Linked DNA regions of Homo sapiens: region 2 is linked to region 1. Evidence: read pairs that join two places in POLR2A ChIA-PET (ENCODE). Cell type or tissue: OCI-LY7. All regions are shown on one strand.

Region 1 (2,500 bases):
TATGTTCCATGTCTGAATGAGCCTTCCTAAGGCAGAACAGAACTATGACCTTCTCTGAAACCCAAACTATTAATGTTGTACATACATAAACAAGCAGCTCCCTGAGACCTTAAAGGTAGGGGTATTGGAGATAGAAAGTAAAAAGTAGAAGAAATGTCTTCTTTCCCCACCTCAAGATGGAACACTGTCCCATTTTCCTAAGTATTTTTTCTTGTCCCATTTTCCTAAATATTTTTTCTATCTATAGTAGAAAAAGTTACTATTTAATGAACACTTATTATATGCCAAGCACTGTGCTATGCATTATTTCATATAATCCTCACAACAGACTAATGCATTCTGTACTATTATTGCCAGTATAGACAAGAGAACTATAATCAGAGCAATTAAGTAGTTTGACCAGTGTCACATATCTGGTAAGTGGAGAGTCAGGATTTGAACCTAAACCTGCTCAATTCCTTTTCCAGGCTTTTCCTATTATTTACCTCCTACATTTCAACTTCTTTTGTGAAGAAGTTGACACAGACATTATTTCTTTGCATGTCTGTGTTTGCCTTTCTATCCCTTTAAAGTTTCATCTTTGGTGTGCTTGTAATGAGTAGGGTAGGGACCTATAAACAAAGATGACTAAGGTGTGGTCCCTCTGCTTAAGTAGAGGGACTTAATTATTGGCATCTTTCTGCCCATAATCCACTGGCAGAAAAATGACAGGCAAACAAATCACTCTATGACATGGAAGAATTTGTGTGCATGTGTGTATGTGTGTGTGTGTAGCAGTTTTTGTTTGTGTTCTGCAACTTTTAAGTTCAGGTGTACATGTGCAGGATGCTCAGGTTTGTTACATAGGTAATCATGTGCCATGGTGGTTTGCTGCACAGATCATCCCATCCCCTAGGTATTAAGCCCAGCATCCATTAGCTCTTCATCCTGATGCTGTCCCTCCCCAATGCCCCCATCCCCAACAGACCCCAGTGTGTGTTATTCCCCCCTTGTATCCATGGAATAATTTAAGAGGTCATAACAGATGGAGCATCAGCCTCCTCATCTGTAACTTGGAAATAATACTCTACCTTTCAAAACTGTTGTTATGATAGAGTGAAATGCTTATGTCAAGTATATAGCAAATACCCTAACTTGTAGTAAGGGGTCAGTGTATGGAATCTATAATGTGGCCAGACAGTCCAAGGACTGGGATACCAGACTAGAAAAGCAATTTGGAGCCAGATTTTGAGAACCTTGAACGCCATTCCAAAGAATGTGGACCTTCAGCTTGATAAAAACAATTTGCCAAAGTTAATAATTATTCCAAAAAGAAATTAGAGCTGGTGCTATTTTACATTACCTTTCAAAATTCATTGTAAGTGAGATGGAGTTGGTGGAAGCTGTTGTAACTGGTTTAAAGGAATTTTATATTTGATGTGCTAAAAGGAAAGATGGTATTTTTAAGTTTGATGCCTTTTATTTTTTCTTCCACAGTAATTAGTGAATGCCAAAGGCAGCAACTGGAGGCTGTGAGCTACTCCTCTCGATATGCTCTGGGCCTCTTTTATGAAGCTGGTACGAAGATTGATGTCCCTTGGGCTGGGCAGTACATCACCAGTAATCCCTGCATACGCTTCGTCTCCATTGATAATAAGAAGCGCAATATAGGTCAGTACCCCTATTATTTCCCTTAAATACAGCAACAATGGTGGGTGTAGATCATGAAAAATGCTGTTTAATTGAGTGTTGCCATTCTGAACAGAGCAAGCATTTAACTCCAAGCCACAGGGGATAAAATTTAATGTCACATTTGGCCAGTAATAAAATACACAGTGAAACCAGCAAAGTTTTTCAGAATTTCATTCACCACATGGTTTATATTACTGAGTTCATGAAAATAGTGTCAGAAGGTTTAAGATTTCAAAATGGCCCAAGTTCTATTGCTTTAATATGGATGCATCTATATGCACATGTATCTCTCATTTGTTTCTTGGTGAAGTTTGTTTTTGTTTGTTTGGTTTGGGTATTTTTTTTTAATTTGATAAGTGCTGCTCTTCCACTCCCTCGGCTAGAAATTAAAGGAGAATTTTACTATGTTATGAAAATCCTTCATTTCAATATAATTTTATTGTTTATTTACATTTTATCTGGGGAAAAATGGTAAATTTACTTTATAAACAATGTAACGGGTAAAATGTTTTATGAGAGCTTCACTAGAATGTGGTGAATCTACACTCCACCCTTTTTGTTGAAGATAGTTATAAAAATTAGATTTGAATTGTAAGAAAAACATAACTGATTCCTTTTAGGCAAAAAGGTGAAGAAAGTGTATTCTCATTTGTAGGACTGCAGTGATCCCTGAGAATGCTGCTTTTTGTGGAATAACCGTTAAGGATGTAAAATGACTAAAACTCTTGAATTGTCCTGTCAATCTGTTACAGTGTTTTATGGGACAGTAATGGCTTCACCAAGCCATTAGTTAGAAGTCTGGCTTGATAAAATCACCAACTAATGTCTC
Region 2 (2,500 bases), 490 kb after region 1:
AAGTTGACCTATCTTCAACACTAAAGAAAATTTAAGATTATAACAAAGTTTAAAAATTCTACTTCATTATGCTAATAGGAAGTTTTTGCCTTTTATATTTTAAAGCAAATAGTTTTTGATTGGCATAATTAATTTTACTTTGGTCAACAGTTTGAGTTAGCAGAGATTTATTTCCCATTTGTGATGAACCAGCAAAATCACAGACATGTCATACCCAGACTTCCTAAAGGAATACCCTTATTTTTAAAAACACTTATAACTTGAAACAAAATCCTAACATGGCCCAAACTGAGGAAATTCAGTTACAATCATACACCATAAATGAAAATACAAATAATTTCCCTACATACATAACCTGAAATTACAGTTTTTCAGAGCAGTAGCTACCATTTAAGTATTTACAATGTGGCAGGTACTATGCTAAATGAAATTACTTATTATTATCTCACTTACTATTCAAGATAAACGTATGCGGTAGGTTCCATTATCATCCCCATTTTACAGATAAAATAGATTGAGAAAATCTAAATAACCTACTCAAAGTCATCCAGCTACTAAATGGAAGATCCAGGATTACAAAACAAGCAGTCTGGCTCCAGAGCCCACACTGCCTCCCTAAAATCTAAAATGAAACAATGTATATATGCTTAAAAGTATAGATAAACGTAATACTCAAAATTTTAACATAATTTAAAATAGATCTGACCATATTTAAAAACTATAGAACAATATTCTCTAAGGTAGTCTTTTCTTTAAAGAAACAAAAATTCGTTTTTTAATAAATATTAAGATAAAAGGTTTGCTAACTTTGTATACACATACACACACAGAGAAATCAAACACTGGTTAGATTCACTGTTCATATTTGAAGTGGTGAGTACTGATAATAATTATGTGTATAATTACTTAAAATATAATGTGTAAACAGTCTTCTTTTTCACACTATGTGGAGGTCAAGAAAATTCTTTTGATGGCAGGTACAGCTACAATATCCATCTCTCAATATTCTCAACACTGGCCAGGCGCAGTGGCTCACGCCTGTAATCCCAGCATTTTGGGAGGCCGAGGCAGGCGGATCACTTGAGGTCTGGAGTTTGAGACCAGCCTGGCCAAGGTGGTAAAACCCCATCTCTACTAAAAGTACAAAAACTATCTGGGCGTGGTGGCATGCACCTATAATCCCAGCTGCTTGGGAGGTTCAGGCAGGAGAATCGCCTGAACCTGGGAGGCAGAGGTTCCAGTGAGCCGAGATCCTGCCACTGCACCCCAGACTGGGCGATAGAGCGAGATTCCATCTCAAAAAAAAAAAAAAAAAAAAAAAAATTCTCAACACTGCCAAAAAGTAATGCCTTGAAGATGTCCTAATACCTTGAAGATGTTCACACATGTCCCAATGTCAACTGTTGCAAATGAAGAATCTGCCTTAACTATACAGAACTAAAACTTCCCAAATAAAATTAATTCACCCTTAAATTATGTTACTCTTCTTATATTTGCCGATACTTATTTATTCCAGTGCAAATTATTTTAAAAGAATTAAATTGCTAATACTTCCTCTGCAACCAATGAAAAAAATTCAAAAAACTAAGGGAAAGGTGAATAGTCAAGTACAATATACTAATTTCACCTTTCTTGGCAAATTATTTTACATTAGTGAATGCATATACTCAATATGTACAAAGAGAATCACCAAACACAGACCAATATACTTTTAACCACCTATGGAAGAACGTATATGTGGCAGTAATGCACCCTATAAAAGACTTACAGTTATCAGTTTGCTCAGCAAAGCCTTACCAATTTAAGGTTAGTCTAACCTCAACATTATTCTCTCTGATAAGCAACTAAATTAATTTCAAAGCTACCAAATAGAAAGCAATTGTAAAACAGAACTGACTGACCCCAGTCTCACAAATTTCCTAAGTCACTATCTTCAGAACAAATCCTAACATCTTTTCTTAATGAATTCAGGCCACAAGATGAATTCTTCAATGCTGACTGTGAAAATCAAGTTTAACAGAAAAAATGAAGAAAAAGGTAACAAGATTAAGAACTAATGGGTTCCATGTAATAAAACTTCTGAACTGTTTGTTTAACCCAACGGTTTCTACAGAAAAAAAAAAATACATTTCTTAAGCTATGTTAATATTACATTTTCTGGAAGCTAAATCCTTGTAGTATGGCAGAGGCCTCACATTTCAATTAAGCAGAAAATTGTCATATGCATGCAACACTTCTACAATTCTCTTTACAAACTCTGAAGTCACACACAATATCAATAATAAAAGTGATTTCCTAAGCTTTCGTCTTACTTAAAAGATTGAGATGAAAATTTAAAAATAGCACGTTTACTTCAAGTGAATTAATGTTAAAACTTTGTGAAGTGAATTTCCCATAACAAATACTCCTCCATTAAAAGTCACTGAAGTGATTACTTCAGAAGCGGCTTAAAATATTTTTTTAAGTGTTGCGCTATCACCAAATGAACAAACAGCAAATG

The links. ChIA-PET counts read pairs that join two places held together with the same protein. Peaks named below come from ENCODE experiments on the same cell type or tissue, not always from the same donor. Only the 100,000 strongest peaks of a DNase experiment are listed, where the experiment ranks them.
Region 2: POLR2A ChIA-PET joins it to region 1 with 7 read pairs; 5 of 35 experiments call an interaction of 5 or more read pairs at or near these places.

What each region holds. Positions count from the first base shown.
Region 1 is chr10:88,361,702-88,364,201 of GRCh38, reverse strand. RNLS (renalase, FAD dependent amine oxidase) reads left to right here. Exons shown (of 7, transcript NM_001031709.3): 5 at 1,477-1,650. The region is part of intron 1 of LOC101929727 (a long non-coding RNA gene); the gene reads right to left. Among named protein-coding and RNA genes, the nearest start is that of RNLS, 220 kb to the left of the region's middle. In OCI-LY7, no CTCF peak of the experiment used is centred here; no DNase peak of the experiment used is centred here.
Region 2 is chr10:87,868,042-87,870,541 of GRCh38, reverse strand. All of the region lies in intron 1 of PTEN (phosphatase and tensin homolog), which reads right to left. Among named protein-coding and RNA genes, the nearest start is that of PTEN, 5.7 kb to the right of the region's middle. In OCI-LY7, no CTCF peak of the experiment used is centred here; no DNase peak of the experiment used is centred here; H3K4me3 peaks cover 2,500 bases; H3K27ac peaks cover 1,578 bases.